2 separate regions of the Homo sapiens genome follow, and region 2 is linked to region 1. The links are chromatin loops, found by intact Hi-C in ENCODE. Cell type or tissue: dorsolateral prefrontal cortex. All regions are shown on one strand.

What was found. Hi-C counts contacts between places; a loop is a spot of excess contacts. Peaks named below come from ENCODE experiments on the same cell type or tissue, not always from the same donor. Only the 100,000 strongest peaks of a DNase experiment are listed, where the experiment ranks them.
Region 2: a loop joins it to region 1, with 4 times the contacts of the local background. A loop is called at or near these places in 14 of 110 quality-filtered maps.

What each region holds. Positions count from the first base shown.
Region 1 is chr1:172,427,041-172,432,040 of GRCh38, reverse strand. All of the region lies in intron 1 of C1orf105 (chromosome 1 open reading frame 105), which reads right to left. Among named protein-coding and RNA genes, the nearest start is that of C1orf105, 8.9 kb to the right of the region's middle. RefSeq lists an enhancer at 2,691-3,213. In dorsolateral prefrontal cortex, CTCF peaks have their summits at 2,327 and 2,528 (motif pointing left); a DNase peak (open chromatin) is centred at 2,534.
Region 2 is chr1:171,799,566-171,804,565 of GRCh38, reverse strand. It overlaps the pseudogene RPS15P3. Among named protein-coding and RNA genes, the nearest start is that of METTL13, 20 kb to the right of the region's middle. In dorsolateral prefrontal cortex, CTCF peaks have their summits at 2,763 and 2,967 (motif pointing left); DNase peaks (open chromatin) are centred at 861, 2,138 and 2,956; H3K27ac peaks cover 2,164 bases.

The sequences.
Region 1 (5,000 bases):
CCCTCCCCCAGCCAGGCTGCTGCCTCACAGTTTGATTTCAGACTGCTGTGCTACAGTGAGCAAGGCCCCATGGGCATGGGACCCACCAAGCCAAGCACGAGAGAGAATCTCCTTGTCTGCCGGTTGCTAAGACCTTGGGAAAAGCACAGTGTTTGGGGCAGGAGTGTCCTGTTTTTCCAGGTGCAGTCTGTCACGGCTTCCCTTGGCTAGGAAAGGGAAATCCCCCAACCTCTTGAGCAATCCAGGTGAGGCGATGCCCCGCCCTGCTTTGGCTCACCCTCCATCGACTGTACTCACTGTCCAACCAGGCCCAGTGAGATGAACCAGATACCTCAGTTGGAAATGCAGAAATCACCTGTCTTCTGCATCGATCACGCCGGGAGCTGCAGACTGGAGCTGTTCCTATTTGGCCATCTTGGAATGGAAGCCTGCATCAATGTTCTTAGCTAGATCTTCTGGATAACTTGCAGCTTCCATATGAGCACTTGCTGCTTTAGTGTGCACTTTTATGTTACAGAGATGGCTGTTTTCCTTAAACCTCATGAATCAACCTCTCTTAGTTTCAAACCTTTCTTCTGCAGCTTCCTCTCCTCTCTCAGCCTTTGTTAAATTGAGAAGAGTTAGCGCCTTGTTGTGGTTTATGCTTTGGCCTAAAGGGAATGTTGTGACTGGTTTAGCCTTTTATACAGACCACTATAACTTTATCTGTATTAACAGTAAGGCTCTTTTAGTTTCTTATCATGGGAGTACCACTTTTAATTTCCTTCAATAACTTTTTATTTGCATTCACAACTTGGCTGTTTGTCACAAGAGGCCTGGCTTTCAGCCTGTCTCGGCTTTTGATATGCCTTCTTCACTAAGCTTAATCATTTCTACTTTTGATTTAAAATGAGAGATGTGCAACTCTTCATTTGAACAGTTAAAAGCCATTGCAGGGTTATTAATTGGCTTAATTTTGATACTGTTGTGTCTCAGGAAATAGGGAGGCCCAAGAAGAGGAAGAAAGACAGGGAAGAGCTGGTCAGTGGAGCAGTCAGAACACACACACATATCCACTAAGTTTGCCCTCTTATATGGGTATAGTTTGTGGTACCCCAAAACAATTGCAATGGTAACATCAAAGATCACTGATCACAGATCAGCATAACAGATATGATAATAAAGTTTGAAATATTGTCATAATTACCAAAATGTGACACAGGAACACAAAGTGAGCACATGCAATTGGAACAATGGCACTGACAGACTTGCTTAACACAAGGTTGCCACAAATCTTCAATTTGTAAAAAATGCTGTATCTGGCTGGGCGCAATGGCTCACACCTGCAATCTCAGCACTTTGGGAGGCTGAGGTGGGAAAATTGCTTGAACCCAGGAGTTTGAGACGAGCCTGGGCAACAAAGTGAGACTTCTGTCTCTACAAAAAATTTAAAAAATTAACTGGAGGTGGTGATGCGTGCCTGTGGTCCCAGCTGCACGAGAAGTTAAGGCAGGCAGATCTTGAGCCCAGGAGGTCGAGAATGCAGTGAGTTGTGTTCACATCACTGCACTCCAGCATGGGCAAAAAGCAAGACCCTGTCTCAAAAATAAATAAAAAAAGGTTTAAGAAAAATTGCAAATTAAAAATTCATTAAACGTTCTATTAAGAAAATGTCAAGCAATCCAGAGCCCTTAACTGCTGCCATCAGAAGGATGATGAGGCTCACCTGTGGCATGCCTCTTTGTGGGCTGCTGGCACAAGGATTCAGGCCTAGAAAACAATTGGTATAAAGTAGTATGACAGTTGTGGTGGGAAGTTACTCATCACTTAAATTCAGTGATCTAGTCAGTCTCTTATATTTAAACCACACTGAAAGGGTGCAAGTAGAATATGAATGATTTAGAGTTTTAGAGAATACTGTGGTGTGTGTGGGAAAGGGGGAAAGGTGAGGAGGAAAAGTTTACAGTAGCATTGGAATTAAATCCCAACCTGCCAAATATTTGCCAGCATAAGAAGCTGTCTGCCCTTCTCCCTCTACACCCCTTCCTCCCAGCTCTGCTTCTTATCACTCTAAGTTACAGGTAAGGCTGGAGGGTGGTGTGGCAAGTGAGATCAAGGACAGAGGAATGGGGAGGCAGCTTTGCTCACACTTCCAAAATGGTGCCAAGGATTAAGGATTAAAGTTGGTATGGGAGGGATTAAGAAGAAGTAGAGCAATAGGATGACAGGTGCACTTTATTTTGTGGCGTGATGCAGCTGATTTATGATTGGCATGTAACTAGAAGGCTTGTGCATCTGGCTGTAGCAACATGCCTGGTGTTCTGTGTGGAGATTGTATTGGTGTCAGTAAACTTTTGAGAAATACTTTGGGCAGCTGGGTTACATTGTGGATTTAATAATTCATACCAAGCATATAGAGGATGCATATTGAGCCATCATTTACATCCTCCAAGCCAAAGGCTCAAGGACAAGAAAAAGAAAACAAGTCAGCAGAGGGCATCAGTTACATAGTTATACAAAATTTCAAACCTGTTGTATTTAGGGAAACAGGGCTGGGACACAGTGCCATCTTGTGGAAGTGATTGATTTCCCTTTTTATAAGAGATGCAATTAGAGTCTTGAAATTCTTGCTGAATTGTGGTTTGGGAAATAACTACACCTGAATTAATGAGTCTGAGGTCTCCATAAATTCAGGAGGTAAATAGCATACTGGGGTTTGATAAATAATAGCACCTGTATTTTAGAGCACCCAATGCGTGCTAGGTAACGTGCTATGCACGTTGTGTGTGTATGTGTGTGTGTGTCTGTGTGTGTGTGTGTGTGTGTGTGTGTGTGTGTATATTTGTATTTACTTCTCACAGCAATCCTGTAAGAGGTTTTATTTCCATTTCACAGTTGAGACTGAGACTCAGAGTGGGTTAAGTATTGCCTAAGGCTATGTTACCAACTTGGGCTAATACTTTGCTTTTCTTACACAAAGCCTGTGCTTGTGCCTGAATGGAGCCCAGGACTGAAGGATAATGGTAGGCAGTTGCTTTTAATGCTTTGTCAAATTCCTCATCGTTCCCTTATCCCTTATTCTCTTCCCCCAGTATCCAACAGTATCCCCCAAAATCCAACAAAATATTTAGTATCTACATAAGCTTCCCTCTACTCACCTTCTACCATTCAGATTTTTATAGTGTGTGGCTTCAGGAATTTATTGTCAATAAATATTTTTTGAGTACTTACTGTATGACAAATACTGTTCTGTGTGCTTGGAATATATCTGTAAATAAAAAGGACAAAGGTTCTTGACCTAGTAGAGCTGACATTATAGCAGGAGGAGATAGATAATAAACATAAATGGAAGGTAGTAAGTGCTATGGAAAAAAGAAAAAAGTGGCATAGCATTAAATAAAGAGGTCAGAGTAGGTCTCATGGGAAAGGTAACATTTTACCAAAGACTTGAAGGAAGTGAGGGAGTAATTCAGATTCCCTGGGGAAGAGCATCCCAGTCAGAGGGAAGAGCTGCAGAGGAAAGAGCTGCTACAAAACCTTTGGGCAGAAGAATACCTGGCATGTGTGGGGAATAGCAAGGAGTGGCTGAAGTGGAGTGAGCAACAGAAGACGAAGTCGTAGAGGTAACGTGGGAAGCTAGATTATGTATGACATTGTAAGCTACTAGCTTAGGCTTTTACTCTGAGATAGGAGCCATTGGAGGGTCATGGAGAAAAAGAAGATACATATTTTGAAAGGCTCATTCTGGTTGCTGTAGGGCAAGAGTAGACACAGGAAGAAGCATTTGGAGGCTTTTGCAGTAATACAAGCAAGGGATAATGGTGGCTCAAAACAGAGGATGGCAGAGGAAGTGGCGGAAAATAGTCACGTTCTATATGTAATTTGAAAGTAAAGACAGTGGGGCTACCTGATGTATTAGATGTAGAGTGTGAAAGAAAGAGAAGAGTTATAAATTAAGGTTTTTCCCCTGAACAAACTGAAATATGGATATGTTGTTAACTGAGGTGGGGGCAGAGGGATGGTAACTGGAGATTTTGGGGAGGAAGATTAGGAGTTTAGTTTGGTGCACGTGGGATAGGAAATGTCTTGAAGACATTCAGCCTGAAATGTTGAAGGGAATATAGGAAATATGACCTTGGAGTTTGAGAGAGATGAAATTCAGATATAAATTCGGGATTTGTTGGCAATATAAATGATATTTAATGCTGTGAGACTGAATGAGATCACCAAGGAAATGGTTATAGACAGAAAAGGACCAAGAACTCCAAAGTAAAATGTTGAGGCGAAGAAGAAGCAAAAAGATTTGGACAGCAAAACCACTGAGGCAAGGGAAAAGCAAGAGAATTCTGTGTCCTGCAAACCAAGTGCTGAATGTGTCTCCAGAGAGAGTGGGTGATCAAATGTGATCAGATAAAAACATGATAAAGCAAGTAAGACAGCTGAAAATTGACCTTTACATTTAAAAGAGCAGGTTTTTGTTGGAGTGCTGGAATAAAAACCTGTTTGGTGTGGGTTTAAGAGAAAATAGAAGAGAAATTTAGCAGCAAGTATAGACAGCTTTATAGTTTTGCTTCAAAGGGGAGCCAGGAAATAGGACAGAAACTGAAAGGGAAAGTGAAGACCAAAAAAATGATAGCATGTTTGCACCCTGATTGAAATGAAATGGTAGAGAGTTGTTAGTTGATGGTGTGAGAGAGGGAAGAATTGCTGGGGAAATATTCTGGAGTACATAAGTGCACAAGTGCAAAGCCTGGCTTTCGACAAGGGCAGGGATGGTTGATCTATGGGAACAAGTGAGAAGACAGAGTAGATGAATACCGATATTAGTAAATGGGTAGATGAGGTGATGAGAGTCTTTGGGAGTTCTTTTCTGATTGCTTCAATTTTCTCAGGGAAGTTGGAGGCAAGGAATCAGCTGAGATTGAGGATAGGGGAGTGAGAGAAAAGGTGTGAAACAACTTAGGACATTGGGAGAGTGAATGAACAAGGGATGCTTAGTGTAACTGCTTGGCAGTATTAAG
Region 2 (5,000 bases), 630 kb after region 1:
CAACTTTCTTTAAATACCCTCACAATTTCCTTCTTCCTTCCTGGGTAGTCTATTAGCATCCTCAGAAGACTGGTAGAGATCCAAGCTTTATTTTTGAGAATAAAAGCTGGAAATCATTATTTCCAGCTTTTTTCAGAGTTATAGATTAAATCTCAACAGAACCCAGGTGGGCTATAGGATTTGTTGACATGCTAAAGGGGCCCTGCAGAGTGCTGTACCATGTTGTAGGCATAGTACTGGTTCAGCTGAGATTTAATCTACAACTCTGAAATAACTATTTCCAGCTTTTATGAGAATAAACAGAGAAGATGGGCTATAGGACTTGTTTATGTGCTGAAGGGGCCCTGCAGAGTATTGTACCATCTTGCCTAGATAAATAAAAGATATCACTATATTGATTAGGTGTTTGTTTTATGCCTTCATTAAAGAACCAATCTTGGTTTGCCACTCTTGGTTTGTAGATAGAAACCAAGTTTCTTGGTTTCATAAATAGAACGAATCTGACTAATTAAAACCCTTAGCTCCACAAAATATTGCAATCATTCACATTTCCATGAGAAAAGACATTTTGTTATTTATTTATTTATTTAAGAAGTGTGTGTGCCTTTACTGGCTGAGCAGAATCCTTGAGGGTGGTGAAGCAGGAAGAGTGGGTGGCTCTGATGCCTGGCCGGGCAGTGCTTCACGAGCTTGTAGGTGATCGAGGTAATGGCCAATCCTCTCGGGCTTGCCCTCCACTTGGTTGAAGGCCTTGCCATTGTAGACGCCCACCATGCTACCCACCGTCTTGTCTCCCATCTCGGGCAGGATGATCATATCCTGCAGGTGCGCGTTCACCACCTCCAGCTTCTGCATAGGCAGTGCCCACTTCTTGCCCTTGCGCAGGCGCTTCAGCAGCGAGTGCTGCTTCTGCCACAGGCCACGGTGCAGCTTCATTCGCTGCTCGCATGACAAGTCCAGCAGTGGGTCGGGGTGCACGCCACAGGAGGTGAACTTGCAGAAGGTCTGCTTCTTCTGCTTTGCTGCTTTTTCTGCTCCACTTCTGCCATCTTGACTTTTTTTTAAAACAACATGCCTCAAAGATCTCCAGTGAAAGAAAAACCCAAACTGCCTCCCTTTTCAGTGCTAAAAGATAATATCCTATGGCAGCTATTTCTAGGCCTGTTTATTATCAGAATTGCTTGAGAGTTTTAAAAATGCAGATTCCTTGGCTCTACCTCTGTCCTACTCCATCACTCCCCCACCCCACCCCACACACACACACACCCAAGATTCTGACATAGTAGGTCTGGGATATGGTCCAGAATCAGTATATAGGAAATGGACCCCAGATGGTTTTGTTGTGCAACCGGATTTTGAAACCACCTTCTAAGCTGTGCTGCTATATAACAAAAAACGCCCAGAACTACTGACTACAAAACCAGGGACTCCTTTCCCCTTGTTCTAAAGAAGGGACTGTGTCTCCCAGCCTACCTGTCCTGCTAAATATGTAGGAGCTACAAGCTCAAATGCCTGCAGGACCAGGCATGTAACATAAATGCAGGAAACACACAGATGAGAGCAGTGGGGACTGTGGCAAACACCACCCATCCACAAGGCAAAGATGCTTGCCAGTTCCAGCCAAGTATGAACATGGGCCTGTCATCACAGGAGCTTCTAAATTCTCAAAAGAATCCAGAAATTTTATAGATTTTGTATAAAACGATTTTCTAATCGATAGATTTTATTTAAAATGTCTGGTGAAGGTTAAACACATCTGGGGTAGCATGTGGCCCAGAGCCCATGCACTTTGGGAGGCCAAACTCCTCACACTACTGCCATCCACTCAAAGGGCAAGGAGCTAAGGTGTGGGCTAGTGTGAAGGTGGGAGGGGAATATACTCCAATTACCAAGTGACTGCTGATGTTTGCATTTCAGAGCTAAGCCAGCAGTCATTAATGAGACTAGCATTAATGGTTCTCTGGTTCTGTGGGGTGGCACAAACAAAGCCCTTTTCGGCTATATATTCATTCCCCAAGGCTGCTGAAACAAATTACCACAAACTTGATGGCTTAAGACAACTGACATTTATTCTCTCACAACTGTAAAGGCCAGAAGTCTGCAAAGTGTCAGGAGGTGGGTCCCTCTGGAGGCTCTGAGGGAGAATCATTCCTTGCCTCTTTCCTAGCTTCTGGTAGCTGCTAGCAATCCTTGCTGTTCTTTGGCTTGCGGGGATGTCTCGCCAATCTGCCTCTGTCTTCATATGTCCTTCTCCCATCTCCCTTGTCTCATTTCCCCTTCCATTCTAAGTCCTTATCATTGGATTTAAGGTCCACTCCAATCCAATATAATCTCAGCTTGAGATTCTTAATTACATCTGCAAAGGCCCTTTTTCCAAATAAGCTCACATTCATAGGTTCTGGAGTTTAAGACTTAGATATTTCTTTTTAGAGCCACTATTCAACCCACTACAGACAGGTTTGCATTAAAAAATCCATTATTTCAATCAAATTTTACTTCTACCAACATTTATCTACCAATTTACTACTATGATAAAAATGACTTACATCTTGGCAGAAAACTTGAAGACATACCAGCTCAGGCCCAGATGCATGTTGTTACATTTTTTTCTTCTTATGTGCCACGAGCTTCATGTCTTACTAGCATTATTCCATTGCTGTATTTCCTGCCATTACTTCTAAAATCAGGGATGTAGGGGTAAAAGGATCTCTGCCTTATACAGGCTTCCACCACTGGAGAAAATGGTGCTGTCTCCATGTGCATGGACAGGAAACAGGTGATGGTGGAAGAGCAGAGGGCATAGGGTACTAGGTGAAGCAAGAGAACAACAAGTAAAGTAGAAGTCTGTCTTCATTGACCAGAGAAAGACACAGGAAATACGGCTCAGGTGAAAGAGCCCCTGGAAGTGCCAGGTTCCCAAGAATTTTTTACAGCCACCCAAGCACTTAAATGTGATTTCTAGTGCCATCTAGTGGGAAGCACAGGAACCAAGTGAGACGTGGGCTAGAAAAACAAAACCATGAGTCCAGCCTTCAGTCACTTTAAGGGGGCAGTTTTTATTGAGGCTGGATTTTTTTGTCTGCCTAGCAAGAGGATCTAAGAAGACTCTAAGCAAACATCTGACCATCTTGTATGCTGCCCTTACACTTTATGCACAGGTGGTTGCTGAAGTCATCCACGTGCTGTGTAATTTGTTCTCCCCAGCTAGTTGGTGAGCAGAAGCTATCTTTCCTCTTTTTATCAACACAAGCACAGTGTCTGGCACAGAACAACCTCTCCAAAAAAATGCCAGTTGGGTATATAAAAAAGAAAAATCCAACTTAATGGTTTTTATTATCGACCATTTAGCTGTTAACAAATCTGCAGGAATCAAATGGCAAGACAAGCCACAAGAGGGAAACTGTATGACTTATGGTTTACTAGACTTTGAGCTTTATTAAGCAGTCCTTAGGAGGTACACTCAGGGCCCAATTATAGCAGGGAGTGAGGCTGCTGTGCCCCATGGAGGAAATCGTCCAATGCAACAAGCTGACTCCTCACACTACTGCCATCACTCAAAGGGCAAAGAGCTAAGGTGTGGGCTAATGTGAAGGTCGGAGGGGAGTATGTTCCAATTACCAAGTGACTGCTGATGTTTGCATTTCAGAGCTAAGCCAGCAGTCATTAATGAGACTAGCTGGCAATTCCTTCCTCCTTACCTTGTGACATATCCATCCACAGAACCTCTTCTCCAGGGGTCCTCAATTTTGGCTGCAAAACAGCATCCATCACCTGGAAAGCTTTTTTAAAATTCTTATGCACAGGCTGCACCCCAGACCAATTAAATCAGAGTCTGTGGGGGTGGGGCCAGGCCTAGGCATTTTTTTAAAGCTTCCCAGATATATTCAATTTCTATGGCTGCTGTAAAGTTACTACAAATTTAGCGGCTTAAAACAACACAAATTCTTATCTTATAGTTCCGTATCAGGAGTCCAAAATGGGTCTCACTGAGCTACATTGAAGGTATTGGTAGAGTTGCACTCCCTGCTGGAAGCTCTAGGGAAGCTCTAGTTTTCTTACCTTCTCCAGCTTCTAGAGGCTGCCCATGTTCCTTAGCTAGTGGCCTATGGTCTTCAAAGCCAGCAATGACTGGTGAGTCTTCCTCACATTGCTTCACTCTTGACACTGAGTCTTCTGCCTGCCTCTTCCACATTTTAAGACCCTTGAGATTACGTGGAGTCCACCCAGTGTCTGTATCTGATTACTCAGAATAATCTCCCTATTTTAAAGACAGCTCATTAGCAACATCAAATCCATCTGCTACATTAATTTCCCTTTGTTGTGTAGTGTAACATAACATTCATAGGTTGCAAGGATTAGGACATGGACATCTTTGGGAGAACATTATTCTGCTTACCATATCCAATGACTCCAATGTGCAGCTGAGAATAACTGCTGGTTCTGCCAGGCACTGTGGCTCATATCTGTAATCCTAGCACTTTGGGAGGCCAAGGCAGGCAGATTGCTTGAGCCCAGCAGTTCGAGACCAGCCTGGACAACATGGTGAAACCCTGTCACTACCAATAACACAAAAATGAGCTGGGCATGGTGGTGTGCGCCTATAGTCCCAGCTACTCAGGAGGCTGAGGCAAGAGGACTGCTTGAGCCTGGGAGGCAGAGGTGGCAGTGAGCCAAAATCATACCACTTCACTCCAGTCTGGACAACAGAGTGAGACCCTGTCTCAAAAAAAAAAAAAAAATAACTACTGGTCTACCCAATCCATAAGAAGACAGACTTAGAGAAGAGGCCCAGTTAGCAGGCAGCCATGACAGAAGACTGGAGGCACACACTGAAAAATTGGTGAGGGACAAGGGCAAAAAGGCAGAGAAGGGCAATAGGCAGGCTTACCAATTTTACATTGTCACAGAACTTTTTTAGGATGGGGGGAGGGGCGAGGGCACAAACTGTCATGTGATTTATTCTCATTCAGTTCTCTGATAGTCCTGGGAAGCTAAATTGT